Regions from separate parts of the Homo sapiens genome. Here region 2 is linked to region 1. A link is an interaction called in ENCODE POLR2A ChIA-PET data of the cell type or tissue named here. Cell type or tissue: Panc1. All regions are shown on one strand.

What was found. ChIA-PET counts read pairs that join two places held together with the same protein. Peaks named below come from ENCODE experiments on the same cell type or tissue, not always from the same donor. Only the 100,000 strongest peaks of a DNase experiment are listed, where the experiment ranks them.
Region 2: POLR2A ChIA-PET joins it to region 1 with 15 read pairs; 5 of 35 experiments call an interaction of 5 or more read pairs at or near these places.

Annotation. Positions count from the first base shown.
Region 1 is chr15:75,146,292-75,154,291 of GRCh38, forward strand. No RefSeq gene overlaps it. Among named protein-coding and RNA genes, the nearest start is that of C15orf39, 52 kb to the right of the region's middle. In Panc1, no CTCF peak of the experiment used is centred here; a DNase peak (open chromatin) is centred at 3,990.
Region 2 is chr15:75,011,015-75,019,014 of GRCh38, forward strand. SCAMP5 (secretory carrier membrane protein 5) reads left to right here. Exons shown (of 7, transcript NM_138967.4): 2 at 778-832; 3 at 1,663-1,791; 4 at 5,579-5,735; 5 at 6,856-6,957; 6 at 7,404-7,521; 7 at 7,775-8,000. The coding sequence starts at 826. The coding sequence ends at 7,969. Among named protein-coding and RNA genes, the nearest start is that of PPCDC, 8.6 kb to the right of the region's middle. In Panc1, no CTCF peak of the experiment used is centred here; no DNase peak of the experiment used is centred here.

The DNA of each region.
Region 1 (8,000 bases):
GTGCCACTACACTCCAGGCCAGGCAACAGAGCCAGACTCCATCTCAAAAAAAAAAAAAAAAAAAAAAGCACAGCAGAATTTTTTAAGAACATTGTTCTGTTCTAAAAAAAATTGTAAAGGGTTATAAAAGGTTTATAAGAATCTTACCTTGGCTGGGCACGGTGGCTCACGCCTGCAATCCCATCACTTTGGGAGGCCGAGGTGGGTGGATCACGAGGTCAGGAAATCGAGTCCATCCTGGCGAACATGGTGAAACCCCGTCTCTACTAAAAAATACAAAATAAATTAGCCAGGCATGGTAACGGGTGCCTGTAGTCCCAGCTACTCGGGAGGCTGAGGCAGGAGAATGGTGTGAACCTGGGAGGCAGAGCTTGCAGTGAGCCAAGATCACGCCACTGCACTCCAGCCTGGGTGACAGAGTGAGACTCTGTCTCAAAAAAAAAAAAAAAAAAAAAAGAATCTTACCTTATGGTCAAGCTAATTAAAACTGGATACACTTATAGAATTTTATTAAAAACTAGCTTTAGCATTAAAGATGCACTAATGCATACATGAAATTTAGTTTTTTTTTTTGTTTGAAAAAGATTTTTATGTAACATTAAGAGACAATGAAAGATTTTTGTTTGTCTTTTAAGTGAACTACAAAAAGCACTGGTGGGAGGGGAGAGAGAAGAGACAGAGTCAGTTGGCCTCATGTCTTCATTGGGTATTGTTTATAAAGCTGAATCTCCTCTCTATCAGAATAAAGATTTTTCCTTAAAAAAACCAAAAAAACAAAAAAGAAACTTTTTTTGAGATGAAGTCTTGCTCTGTCACCCAGGCTGGAGTGCAGTGGCACAATCTTGGCTCACTACAACCTCTGCCTCCTGGGTTCAAGAGATTCCCCTGCCTTAGCCTCCCTAGTATCTGGGATTACAGGCCCATGCCACCATGCCCAGCTAATTTTTGTATTAGTAGAGACAGGGTTTTGGCATGTTGGCCAGGCTGGTCTTGAATTCCTGATCTCAAGAGATCTACCCACCTTGGCCTTCCAAAGTGCTGGGATTACAGGGTGAGCCACAGTACCCAGGCTAAAAAATTTTTGAGTTATTATTTTGGTTAAATGAATGACTTATGGTAACCTAGGATTCTATTTTGTAATATCCAATGTTTTAAGCCTTTGATATTTAACAAACCTTTCAAAATCAAGCTCTAAGTTAAAAAGAGAAAAAAATTAGGTGCCCTGAAGTCCAAAAAGACATATTCAGCTTATTTAATGTATTAATACCATGCAGGAAACATTGTCAAATATAAAATGGTGTTTAACTTTCTTTGGGTTATATTTATATAAATTTGTTTTTAGTATGTGTTGCAAAATTGTATAGGGTTCCTGTAATTCTGATATGCTACAGTATATGTTATTAATAATTATAATTGTTGTGTTGAATTATTGTGTGCCACAGAGGTAACAAATTTCCTTGTCAACTGTGTCTTTGACTGTGGCTTCCCTAAATGCTTTTGTCATCCACAGTCAATTGCTGTCTTTCCTTGGTCCTCTTTAGAAAGTGGTTTTATAATCAGCTATTAAATGTTGACAGGTGCTCTTGAATGAAAGTTTCTGATAACTATGGAGATTATTATTATTATTATTATTATTATTTGAGACGGAGTTTTGCTCTTTTTGCCCTGGCTGGAGTGCAGTGGCGCGATTTTGGCTCACTGCAACCTCCGCCTCCTGAGTTCAAGGGATTCTCCTGCCTTAACCTCCTGAGTAGCTTGAGATTACAGGCGCCCACCACCATGTCTGGCTAATTTTTTGTATTTTTAGTAGAAATGGGGTTTCAACATGTTGGCCAGGCTGGTCTCGAACTCCTGACCTCAGGTGATCCATCCGCCTTGGCCTCCTAAAGTGCAGGGATTACAGGCATTACCCACTGTGCCCAGTCACTATAGAGATTATTACATTACAATAAAGAAAAAAACTTTCAGGACTCTCATGGAGAGCTGAAATGTTCATGAATATCAAGCAGAACAGGAGTTAACTGAATAGACTCAACCAATAGAAAATTAAAGCAATTTTTTTTTTTTTTGCTTAAAAGATTGCTGATCCTTTTTGTTTCTCAGAGTTAAGAAAACTTTTCTTTTGAGCTATTTTCAGCTTTTAACAATTGAGTAAAGTATATTCCTGTGAACAAAATTTGAAGCATATTTGTTTCTCTTTACCCGATTTCTCCAGATTTTGGAAACTATTTGTGAGTATTCTTAACTTAATGGCAATATAGTTATTTGCATAAGTACAATAAGAATGTTTTCTTTTGCAACAGGACACAGTTGGAGAAACTGGTTATTTTACCAAAACTTTGACTGGAATGACGTGCTTTCCTTTAAGGAATTAAACTTGACTTATAGAGCCAATAAAATCCCCTTGGGAAAACTGGCCTCATACCTTGTCTACACAGTCCCTGTACAGGGTTCCTGATTTGTGATAAGTAAAGAATGTCACTTTCTGAGAGTCCCAGGAGCCCCGAGTTATCTTGGGACCTCAAGAGGAGAGGAATTTACCCAACTCATAGGCATTTGAGGGTACAAACCCATGGCTGGTCTCAGCTTTAAAAAAGTCTTATCTGAGATTCTTTTGGAACACAGTTCCTTCAAAGCCAATTTTTTAAAATTTATTTTTATTTATTAATTATTTTGAGGTGGAGTTTTGCGCTTGTCACCCAGGCTGGAGTGCAATGGCACAATCTCAGGTCACTGCAACCTCTACCTCCCAGGTTCAAACGATTCTCCTGCTTTAGCCTCCTGAGTAGCTGGGATTCCAGGTTCCTGCCACCACGCCTGCAAAGCCAATTTTAAAAGCCTATGTGAGGCCAGGCACAGTGGCTCATGCCTGTAATCCTAATCCCAGCACTTTGGGAGGCCGAGGTGGGTGGATCACGAGGTCAGGAGTTTGAGACCAGCCTGGCCAACATGGTGAAACCCCGTCTCTATTAAAAATACAAAAAAATTAGCTGGGCATGGTGGTGGGCACCTGTAATCCCAGCTACTTGGGAGGCCTAGGCAAGGAGAATCACTTGAACCTGGGAGGCAGAGGTTGCAGTGAGCCGAGACCGCACCATTGCACTCCAGCCTGGGAGACAGTGTGAGACTCTGTCTCAAAAAAAAAAAAAAAAAAAGCCTGATGTGAAAAATAATTATTCTTGCTGTGCCTTATGCAAATAATCAGACCAAGTATAATACAACTAAAGTTTATTTTCCAAACAAATCAGTCCTATTATAATTTGTTTTTAATAAAAATAAGGACTGCAGAGAGAAAAATTATGTTCCAAAAACTACAGTATACTTATTGTTAGTTGTTTTTGAGTTTTTATTTGTATTTTTCTTCAATTTAGACTAAATCCTGAATGTTTTTTGGACTACAAGTCCCCAAACTAATGCTTTCAAATCTTTACTTCTAAAACGGGGAATTGCACTCCTTATCCTAGAACTCATTATTTGCCTTATAGTACACTGTCAATTTAAATGCTGTACTGAAACTATAGATGATGAAGCCACCATGGCAAAATTATAACTGAGACAGTGAAAGAGATCTGAGCTAACCAAGTCCATCTTGCTTCTAACCTCCAAGCTGTCCTTATTCATTCATGGGCGTAGGCTGAACTGACTTTGGGAAGAATTTGGTTTATAGTTTATAGTTTAAAACAAAGATGATGACAGACTTTTCCAAAGGGAAATCCCTTTCTTGCCTGGGGACCAGACTGCCTTTGTAGGACTAACAAATTAGCCACAAGATTAGAAATTATGGTTTAGGAGTCATGCTGCTGGAGGCTATAAGATTCTGACCCTCCCTAAACTGCTCCTAAGATCGGTGCTTGAGATATTTTACAGACCTAGGACTTGATGATCAGCTGGCACCACCCACATCCATAAACTGGCTCATCTGATCTTGTGGTCCCCACCCAGGAACTGACTCAGTGCAACAACTGTCTCTGACCTGACCAATCAGCACCCCAGTGCTGGCTCATTGGCTTCTCCCCACCCACCAAGTTGTCCTTAAAAACTCTGATCCTGGAATGCTCTGGGAGACTGATTTAAGTAATAAAACTTCAGTCTCCTACACAGCTCACTCTGTGTGAATTACTCTTTCTCTATTGCAATTCCCCTGTTTTGACAAATCAGCTCTGTCTAGGCAGTGGGCAAGGTGAACCCATTGAGAGGTTACAATGAGAATAGTAACACCTTTGTCATGAAAGCCCCAGAACCCCAGCTCAGTATGCTGAGTATGTGGGAGTATGCTCAGACAGCTCAGACAGCTGCAAAGCAGTTCCATTCCTCTCACCTTGGGGTCAACACCTACCCGTTCCATGCCCCCTGTCAGCAGGAAGAATCCAGAGCGATTGACAACCTTTTCCCATCTTCATAGCCCACACCTTAAGAATAAGATACTATGAAACCAAAAGGGGGGGATTGAAACTGCCTTTGCAAAAATTATAACTGAGGAAATTATGACAGCAAAAGAGATCAGACCTAACTGACTCTATCTTGCTTCTAACCTTTAAGCTGTCCTGGTTCATTCCTGAGTATAGGCTGAACTAACTTTGGGAAGGAATTCAGTTCATGGCTTGACTCTGAAACAAAATTGGTAACAGCCCTTTCCCGAAAAGACCCCCTTCTTGCCTGGGGACCAGTCTGCCTTTGCAGGACTAACAATTAGCTACAAGATTAGAAATTATGGTTTAAAGATGGGTGCAGTGGCTCACTTCTGTAATCCCAGCACTTTGGGAGGCTGAGGCAGGTGGATCACTTGAGGTCAGGAGTTCAAGACCAGCCTGGCCAACATGGTGAAACCCCATCTCTACTAAAAGTACAAAAATCAGCTGGGTGTAGTGGTACACATCAATAGTCCCAGCTACCCTGGAGGCTGAGGCAGGAGAATCACTTGAACCCAGGAGGTGGAGGTTGAAGTGAGCTGAGATTGTGTCATTGCACTCCAGCCTGGGTGACAGAGGGAGGCTCTGTCTCAAAAAAAAAAAAAAAAAAAGATTGTGTTCTCTACTCCCAGCCCCACCCTCTCCCAAAAAAGGACAGCTGGCAACCTCGCATGATTCCCAAAGCCTGGGCTACACTGGCCACTGGGCAGATATTAAGACCCAGATCTGAGGAAAGGAGGTTCTTGGAATCTCACAGGGCTGCCTGGTCCTCACACGCATCAGGCTGTTTGCTCACCGTGCTTCCCGTGGCACACTCACACTCACACTCATCATTCACACTCAGGTCAGGCATCTCCTCCTTCCAGCAGGGCTGGCTTCATGGGATGAGAGCTGTGAGGTCACACAGAGCCCTGTGCTCAGTAGGGCCCTGTGCTTAGTTTAATCCTCTGCTGCTGACATCTTGAAATCTGAATAAGAAGCCTTGCACTTTCGTTTTACACTGGGCCATACAAATAATGTAACATACTTCCATAACATCTTTTTCTTTTTTAAAGAATTTTATTAACCATACTATTCCTTGCAAAGCAGGGTGAATTCATAGGCAGTGTGCCCAGAGTTGGCCCATAATATCTTTCTGATGTCACCTCTCAATCTAAGTTGAATCTGGTGCCTCTCCTGGGCTCACACAGCCCCCCTGCTCACTCCCCTCCCTAACAGCCCTGATCCCTCTAAACTGTAAGCCTTTACTCACTTATCTCTCTACCCTCTAGACTGAGCTCCTTGAGGGCTGGGGCAGTCTATCTGTACAACACCATACTTAACACACAGTAAGTACTCATTAAATGTGTGCTGAAATGAACAGAAATAGGAAGGCCTGGTCCAGTTCCCTACATGATTCTGGCCAGAGCAGGGTTTAAACCCATGTCTCTTACTTTAGGGCAAAGACAACCCTTGCTACCCTCTCACTCTCCTGATCGATAGCCAAAGGCTAAAATCAACCCAGATCAAAGCCAAATATAAATTTGTTTTTCTGACCTAGGGCCCAAATTAATGCATTTTGTTTTTCTCAAAGGTACTCTGTTGTTTTCTAGAACAGTTCAAGCCAACTAATCCAAAAATCTTAACACTCAAGGGGGAGTGGGGGCCCTGCTGGGTCACAGGGGGTTCAAACTGGTTCCAGAGGAACTGGTGAGCTGTGGGCAGTCCACATTCTTATGTGTGTGGGGGGGCAGAGGTTGGGGGGTTCAGTGGGGAATGCTGAGGCTGGATTTTACAGGGGTCAGAAAAGGAAGGGAGGATATGGCTTATACTAGTTCTGCCAAATCTACCATGTAACCTCCTTACAGCCATTCATTCATTCATTCACTCACTCATTCATCCATTCAAACAGGGGATGAGGAGGGTGTGCCAAGCACCAGAAAGGAAGGGCACAGGTCTGCTTTCTAGAGCTGCAGTCTCCATGAAAGAGTTTTTGAAGGATGGAATGACCAGGCCTGGGCAAACTGACTTCTGGACAATTCTGGAGTGTGGGTACAGATGATCAGTGCTTGGCTGGTCAGAAAAGGGAAAGCCAGGAATGTGGGGGAGGTGAAAACAAAATGTTTCTATTCTCTAAATTCACAAAAGGGCAGGGAAGGGAGCGGCCAGGCTCAGTGGCTCAAGTCTGTAGTCCCAGCCTTTTGGGAGGTGGCCAAGGTTGGAGGATTGCTTGAGGACAGGAGTTCAAGACCAGCCTGGGCAACATAGCAAGACCCTGTCTCTACCAAAAATACATAAATTAGCAGGGTGTGGTGGCACATGCCTGCAGTCCCAGCTACTATACTCAGGAGGCCGAGTTGGGAGGACTGCTTGAGCCCAGGAGTTTGAGGCTGCAGTGAGCCATGATCGTGCCACTGCACTCCAGCCTGGGTGACAGAGCCAGACTCTGTCTTTTAAAAGCAAGTAAAAAGGCGGGGGGTGGGGGACTGTTTTGAGAACTAGTCTGAAGCCAGGAACAAGTCACACAGACTTATTTTCAACCTGGTCCAATCAGTCATTGATCACGTTACTTCAGTCCCCTGAGAGCCAACCAATCAGCAACAGCTTCATTCCAGGGACCATGCTTCTGAGAGCCAGCCAATCAGCAAGGGTCTTACTCCAGTGATTTGCTTCTGAAAGTCAGCCAATCCCTAACTGCCAAGACTGAAAGTCAGCCAATCTGCACACAGTCCAACTTTTGAAAATCAGCGAATTGCTGAATGCCATGCTTTCCATACCCTATATAATATCAGCTCTAGGGTTGCTTTGGATCTGGGGTTTTTGTAAGTAAAGTTAGATTTTTTTTTTTCGGTACTGCAAGTACTGAATTCAGCCTCATTGTCTCTGAAATATATCCTGGAGAAGGAGGACTTGAACTCTTACATGTCCCAGTGGCCCATACGGGGGTCTGTGGTACTGCCCCCTCCCCCCACACACCCCCATCCCAAGGCTGGGCAGGTCCCTGGGCCCCCTGGCCACAGCCACTTCACTAGCAGTTTCAGGGCCTCCTGGCCACTTCTCTAAAATCCCATCCTGTTCTTTCTCCTGTGGTTTCCTGAGAAGTAGGGAGGGAGGCTGTGGTTAAAGAGACTGGGTGGAGGGGGTTTCTCCACAAAGCCTTCCATGGGGCCCACAGGCAAGGGGGAGGGGCTCAGTCTAAGGGGGGTACACTGAGGGGAAGACACAGCCTGCTCTCCAAGTGGCAGTCTGAGAGGGACACTGATGGATGGGGGGCACATTCCAGGGCATCACGTCTGACTGGGTAACGTAGTCTGATGGGAGAGGCAGGATGCCTAAGTGTGCCCAGGAAAACAACTCTGGTGATCCAAGGCCGCAGAGGGTCAGGTCTATCTTCTGGGGCATGTACTAAGTACTGAGGTGGGTTGGGGACGAGGATGCAGAGAGTAAGTCAGAGAAGGCTTCGTGGTGGAAGTGAAGCTTAGGGCCAGAGCGCCTCCCCCAGCCATGCTGCTGGGTCAGGGCATGGAAGAGGACAACAGGGCTCACCCCTCTTTCTTCTCCCAATCCTCTCCCGCAGTGTCCCACAGGCCAAGCCTCTGATGAGGTAAACCC
Region 2 (8,000 bases), 140 kb before region 1:
GCGATATGGCGAAACTTAATCTCTACAAAAAAATATAAAAATTAGCTGGGCCTGGTGGTGCATGCCTGTAGTTCCAGCTACTCAGGAGGCTGCGCTTGGAGGATCACCTGAGCCTGGGGAGGCTGAGGCTGCCGTGAGCTGGGATTATACCACTGCACTCCAGCCTGGGCAACAGAGAGAGACCCTGTCTCAAAAAAAGTTTTTTAATTAAAAAAATTTAATTTCCCTGCCTCTCCAGACCAGATTAGATCACCAGGACATGATGTGTATGTTTTCACGGTGGCTGTGCTTGCCTTTTGTATGATTTACTGCAGAGGTGATTGACTGTTTCATGGGGAGAGCAGGGACCACATCTGTCTCACTCATTCTTCCAGCACCATATAAGTGTCCTAATAAATGAACAAAGGCAAAAGGAGCAAAGGGAGGCTAGCCTGTGACCAAGGCCGAGGCTCAGTCTGTAATTCAAGGTCAAGGAATAGAATGTCACTTGGCTTTCCCTGTATGGGATCCCCTCCCAGGTTCCTTTCCTACCCTTGGATGGGGTTTTCAGAGAGTAGATTTTGTGCCTTGAAGCAGAGGGCGGGAGCAGCTGGTAAGATGCAGCTGGTGGAAGGGTGGCTCTGGGAGGAGGGGAGCTGCCTCCATTGCATTCACGGCACTGTGGGAGTATGTGCTGGGTCCTGTCCTGGGGAGCTTGCAGCCCAGATGAGGAGTAGAGAGGGACTGGGTTGGGTGTGGCCCTGATCTCATCCTTCTCTGGCTTTTCTTTCCTTGCAGTTCAGGACAAAGAGGTGTGGGCAGGCCACTGGGCCAGCTGGTAACATCATGGCAGGTAAGGAGAGGGGCAGGCTGTGTGGGTAGGACATGACAGTGAGCATAGCGTGGATGGCCCTCTTCCTGGTTCCCTTATCTCCCCTAGTCTTTGGAGGCCAGGTTCTTTCCATCTTACTGTCCCCAAGCTTTCCCCACTCTCTCCACTGAGGCCTGTCTGAGAACTTCAACATGACATTGTCTAGCCCTCTGTCAGATCTTTGGTCCTATGGACCAGGAATTGAGCACCTTGATGTCCTTGTCTTACTGTCCATCTGCCTGATTAGCTGCATGAGTGGCTCAGCCCTCCTCCCCTCTGTCTCTATTGCTTTCTAATACTCTGAGGCCTTTTTTATCTGGTTCAGAAGGCTCAGAGGTGTAGAATGCCAGAGCTGGAGGGAACTTTAGGGACCGTGTAGCCCAGCCCCCACTCCAGCAAATAAACTGAGGTCTAGAGAGGGGCGATGATTTGCCCCAGAGCACAAATGCTGAGTGGAGGCTGGAACCCACGTCTGTAGATTCTCACACATCCGCTTCTTCTGCCTGGAGCTGCCCCCACTGAGAGGGTGGTACCTTGAGGCCCTGAGACAGTGTCACTCAGAATTAAAAAATAATAAATGCTGTCTGTCAAGGTGACATTGTTTTTTATTCTGAGTGACACTGTCTCAGGGCCTTTGGCTACTTTGGGATCATCACAGCTGACCCGGGGAGGTAGGGACGGCTGGGTGGGGAAAGCAGAGTGGCCGGTGGCCACAGGGGCCAATGGGGCAGCACAGCCAGGGGAAGGATGGGCGTCTTGGATTGTCGGGTGGAAGACTGGAGGTGATGTTGTGCAATGTGTCTCATCCACAGAGAAAGTGAACAACTTCCCACCATTGCCCAAATTCATCCCGCTGAAGCCATGTTTCTACCAAGACTTCGAGGCAGATATTCCTCCCCAGCATGTCAGCATGACCAAGCGCCTCTACTACCTCTGGATGTGTGAGTGCCATGGGATGGGGGTGGGCCAGGGTGGCTGGAGGAGGCAGGAAGACTGGGCGTGCTGGGCAGCGGGGTGGGGTGCCCACAGGCCTGACTGTCCTTCAGTCCCACTTGTGGCATATGCATGGACCATAAGTCTTCCCCTGCCAGGCTCCCAGAGGCTTCTTCCATGGGCCACCTCCCCGACTGGGCCTCAGTTTCCCTCAACCTCCCCCATCTAGGCCTCTCTTCCCTTCCTTCCCCTCCACCCTCCTTTCACAGAGCATCTGGACAGGGGTCCCTCTCTGCAGTGTAATCCCTGTCTTCTTGCTTCCCCTTTCCCTTCCACTGGAGTAACTTTCCAGGGAACCTCTGGGGACTGTCAGGACCTCAGGATTCTGGATTTGGAGAGGAATCCTTCCCTCAAAGCCTTATTTGTCTTGCTTTCTCTGGAAGATTGCTCAAAGAGAGGAGGATTCAGCTGGGAGTTGGGAGCTGTGGGATCAAGTTTGCCTGGTCACTGTGCTTGCCAAGCAGCAGGTTCCTCATTTGTAGGAAGAAAGTATTGGCTTGGCGATTGCTGTGGTTCCATGCAGCTCTGTGTTGGGTGGTCTATACCTGTAAGAGTCTAATGTCAGGCACAGTGGTTCACACCTGTGATCCCGGCACTTTGGGAGGCTGAGCCAGGAGGATCACTTGAGGTAAGGAGTTTAAGACCAGCCTAGGCAACACAGCAAGACCCCTGTCTCTACAGAAAATAAAAAAATTAGGCCTGTGTGGTGGCTCACACTTGTAGTCCCAGCTATTCAGGAGGCCAAGGCAGGAGGATCCAATGAGCCTAGGAGTTTGAGACCAGTATGGGCAACATAGCAATACCCCATCTCTTTAAAAAAACTAGCTGGGAATAGTGGCACATGCCTGTAGTCCTAGCTACTCAGGGGACTAAGGTGGGAGGATCACTTGAGCCCAGGAGTTCAAGGCTGCAGTGAGCTATGATCATGCTACTGCACTCCACCCTGGGTGACAGAGTAAGAGCCTGCCTCTAAAAAAATAATTAAATAATCTAGAATTCTTTATTTAGAAAACCTTAGCATCAATGTTCTAAGGTTTTAAGGCTGAGAGTGTAAAGGCCTCATTTCTGGTGATCTGTAGCAGGGGGTGGGAAAGGTGTCTTCTTGGGGGGATGGGACTTGGCTGTGCTGAGGCTAGTTAGAAGGTACCTCTTAGGCATGTGAGGGGGAGGCAAGCTGGCTATCCTGTGCTGGGTGTGAGCCCCAGGATCCCAAGATACCCGCAATGTAACTGCAGTTGGGTTCTGCTATATGTGACACTGCCCTGAGTGAGGCCTGCACTTAGCTGCCTACCTGGGCAGATGCTTGCATGTGCCGACAAGGTGGTAAAATATACTGTCTTTGCAGCAGGTCCCTCATGGCATGGTAGGAAGAGGATGGGGCAGACAGACTCAGTTTCAAGGCCTGGCTTGGCCTTTGAGTGAAGAAGGGATCTCCCACCATGTAACCTGAGAGAAGGGGGGATGGGACAGGTGTGGGTAAGTCTGTAGATGTTGGGAAGCAAATGAAGAAGTTACCTCTGATGGCTTCCATTTTTTCCATCAAATATGATGTAGTGTGGAGAGTGGGCTCACAACGAGGCCATGTTTGTCGACGGATAGTGAGGACACTCTCCAAAGAAACCCGGCCCCTAAGATTTCTGGGCCACACACAAGGTTCATTTGACATTGGCTGATGTGAATTTACAGTCTTCCTCATGGGGTCCCCTTTTTTCTTAGCAACATTCAGCTCAGGTACAGATGAGAATTATGTTCATCTAGGGTGAGTGTGGCCAGAAGGCAGGGCAGGGGAGGGAATAAGAAAATGAGTAATGAATTATGGAATCTAAGCTGGATAAGGAGAAGAGTGAAGACAGAAAGAAGCTGATGGCTAGAGAGAGAGAGGGGCTGAGCTCATGGGTATCCATTCCAGAGAGGAAGCAGAATAATTGCAGCAGAGGTGTTTGAGCAAGGGAGCTGGGGCAGGTTGGACTGGGGAGAGATGTGAACCAATATAATAGGTTAGTGTCTTTTCTATATAAAGAGCAAATAAAATCAGTTTTAACACCAAGCCTCCAGGAGATTTTGGGGCAATGAACAGGGATAGAGGAAATACAGCTGAAATGTACAGGAAGAAATGCCCACCCATGAGGGGCCCTGAGATGGGTGACACGGTGGTCAGGCCAGGCTTGTAGGTCACTGTGTCTGACCTGGGCTCTGGGAACTCAACTTCTGGGAACATCTCATCCAGAAGCTGGATTTAAGGGCTATAAATATCTCCTTAAGTCCTCACTAGGCACCCGCAGGTGCTTTACTCCCAAGGAAATGTATATAACCCTTGAGGTGCTTAAGGGTTCTATTCAGAAGACAGGACCACAGATGCCTGGCTGTTTGAGGCCACGGTTGAGCCCTCCTTCCTTTGTTTATTCAGCAGGTCTTTGTGGACTTAGCTTTGTTTTCAAGGAAGGGAGTGCCCTGATGTTAGATAATGATGTGCTGCACAGACCCGCATGTGTGTTAGTACCAGCATCACTTTTATCTGTAAATCTTTGAGGTCCCTGCTGGCCGTGACTCAGTGACACTGTGCCTCCTAGTTCAGCTAGATGAGGTGGGGACAGAGGGGGGGGGGCCTGGGTCCTGTTCTTGGGGAACTTTTAGTCTGGTTGATGGGCTGGGATTTATATCTGGGGAACCTTGAGAGCAGCCCAGGTCTGTAGAAGGTCAGAGGGATGGGAGATGATGAGGTTGCAGTAGCAAAGGAAGACTTCTTCAAGGAGCTGGCATGAGTGTTATCTAAGAAATAGATTAGATAGCTGGGCACTGTGACTCACACCTATAATCCGGCACTGTGGGAGGCCAAGGCGGGTGGATCACCTGAGGTCAGGAGTTCGAGACCAGCCTGGCCAACTTGGCGAAAAACCATCTCTGCTAAAAATACAAAAATTAGCTGGGCGTGATGGCAGGCACCTGTAATCCCAGCTACTCAGGAGGCTGAAGCAGGAGAATCGCTTGAACCTGAGAAGTGGAGGTTGCAGTGAGCTGAGATCGCGCCACTGCACTCCAGCCTGGGCGACAGAGTGAAATTCCATCTCAAAAAAAAAAAAAAAAAAAAAGAAATAGATTAGATAAAGACTGAGATTCCAGCCGCCAATGCCTGCCCCATTTAAGTGCAAGGTAGATGGCACAATGGCTAGAAGAGATGTTTCCACAAGGCCTTTTATTTTTCCCTTTCCATGCCCATATCTCGAAAGAGAAAGTGTAAGGTCGGTTTCCCATGTCTTGGGCTTGGTGATTGCTGTGAGTCTGGGAGGGTCAGGGGCTGAAGCCATTCTTGACAAGGACAAGAGCATTTCTACCACCCTGAGGCTTTGGGGCCCTTCAAAGGGGCTTGCTGGGCAGAAGCTCTGGGTTCTGGAGGCTGTGCTCTCCAGATTTCTCAGGAGTGGGTGCTGGGGTTGAGGGGTGGGGGTTGGTTCGAGCTCCCAGCTTGCGTTCTTACAGTCTTTACTCCTCTGCGTGTGTATGTGTGTCTCCTGTGTCTCTGTATGTATTTGTTGGTACGGGTTGTGGGTCTTTTGTGTGGGTGTGAATCTGTGAATGTGTCTGCATCTCTCTGTGCTTGTCTGCGCTGTTGGCCTGGCTTGATTGTGGGTCTCTGTTGCGTTACTGGTGTGTGTGTGCCCATGTCCGGGTGCTCATGTGTCTCTCTATGGGCCTGGGTGTCTGTCTCTATGTGTGCATGTGCTCCTGGGCCTGCAGTGAACAGCGTCACGCTGGCCGTGAACCTGGTGGGCTGTCTCGCGTGGCTGATCGGAGGCGGGGGAGCCACCAACTTTGGCCTCGCCTTTCTCTGGCTCATCCTCTTCACACCCTGCTCCTACGTCTGCTGGTTTCGGCCCATTTACAAGGCCTTCAAGTAAGTGGTTGGTGCTATCCGCAGTGCCTAGCCGTCTCTGCCCATCTCCCCTGTCTCTTCTCCATATCTTTTCTCACTTCTTTTTTTTTTTTTTTACCCTCCCCCAAACTCACTTTCCCTTGCTCACCTTTGGCTCAGATTGCTAGGTAGGGCCTGGGCTTTCTGGGGGTGCCAAGTTGAGGTGAGAGGGCTGAGAGTTAGTTTCTTTCCTCCTCACTCTACCCTTGGGTGGGGGAAATATAGACAGACCAGGCCTATTTTTTCTTCTGTCATCCCCTTCCTCAGGCAGCTGCATGTTAAATTTTGCCTGTGGGGCTGCCTGTCTTGGTGGAGCTGCCCATCCTAGTACCTGTGGGGCTAGCCGACTTGGTGCCAAGGACACCATCTATCCATGTGCCAATGGGACCAGCCAGCCATGTACCATTGACACTGTTCATGTGCAATGAGGTCATCCAACTGTGTGCCAAAGGGAACACCCATCCACATATCAGTGGGGCTTGCTGTCTTGGTGCCAGTGGGTGTCTACCTAGTGCCAAATGGCATTTTCAATCTTTGTGCCAATGTGACTATTCATCAATGTACCAAGGCTATCTGTCTTGGTGCCAGTAGAATATCCATCTCAATGCTAATGGGGCCTTAAATCTCTTTGTGCCAATCAGGCCATCCATCTAAGTGCCAATTAGCTACTGTTTTGGTGCCAATAGGGTGTCCATTCTAGTTCCAATGAGACTTTCTATCTCTGAGCCTATGAGACCATCCATCCATGTACCAGTGGAGCTAGCTGTCTTGGTGTCATTGTCCATCCCCTTGACAATGAGACTATTTATTCCTGCCTCAGTGGAGCCATCTATTTCTATGCCAATGAGGCCGTCCATCCATGTACCAGTGGGTGGTCTGTTCATGGGAAATCCCTCCCTGTGTAATGTTGCAACACACAGGTCTACCACGTGGAAACTTGCAAAGATGTATGGGTAGAACTAACCCCTTCTGACCTCTCAATTAAGGCCTTTAAATGTCTTCTGTCCATTATGCACTTAAACTTGGAAGGGCTTGGGGGCCTTGAAGGCAGGGAAGCCCTGGCCCTCTGCCCAGGTGACGGGAGCCACCTCCTCTGCCGCAGGACTGACAGCTCCTTCAGTTTCATGGCATTCTTCTTTACCTTCATGGCTCAGTTGGTCATCAGCATCATCCAGGCCGTGGGCATCCCAGGCTGGGGCGTCTGGTAAGAGGCAGGGGTGTGGCCTGGGGCTGGCAGGGGTGGCGTTGTGGGTGTATCTTTTGCTTACCTTTGTGTGCTAAGCTGTCTAGCCTATGGGGCCTGAGTGATGGGTTGTTGGGAGAGTGAGAGGATTCGGGATAGTGTAGTAGTACAACCATAGCATCAGAGGGAAGGAGAACCTGGCAGTGGTTTCTTGGGGGCTGAGGGGTGTCAGGGATTATAGGAAAACCTGGGGGAAGAAAGTGTTGTATCTGAAGAGCACCTCTGAGCCACAGGGATGGGGTCTTCTTGAGCCACTGGCACAGGTTCTTTGGGTATCAGTAAGATGGTCCCTCTGCATCCAGTGATATGTTTCCTCCCTGTGGCAATGAGACGGTCCCTTCCTCTAGCGGGGGGCTCCTGGGCACCTCTTATCCTGCCCGCAGCCCCACACTGGCCTCTTCCTGCAGCGGCTGGATTGCTACCATCTCCTTCTTCGGAACGAACATTGGCTCGGCGGTGGTGATGCTAATTCCCACTGTCATGTTCACAGTGATGGCCGTCTTTTCCTTCATCGCCCTCAGCATGGTACGTGGTCCCCTCAAGGGTGAGAAGGTGGCTTTGGGAAGGGGCCATGTTCTGAAACAAGCCCTCCTCCAAGTTGCAAGAGGATCCCGAGGTCTTCCAAGGGACTCACTCTGGAATGGCCTGCAGGACTCTCCTACAGAGGCATTCATGGGGAGGGAGCACTGTTTTTTTTTTACAGATGGGTCCCATCTATTTCCTGGATGGGCTGCCTTTTCTCTTTGATTAACCCTTCTTTACGCTCTTTTTCCTACAGGTTCATAAATTTTACCGGGGAAGTGGGGGGAGTTTCAGCAAAGCTCAGGAGGAGTGGACCACAGGGGCCTGGAAGAATCCACATGTGCAGCAGGCAGCCCAGAACGCAGCCATGGGGGCAGCCCAGGGTGCCATGAATCAGCCTCAGACTCAGTATTCCGCCACCCCCAATTACACGTACTCCAATGAGATGTGAACCAGCCACGCCTACCAGGTGGCAGAGCTGG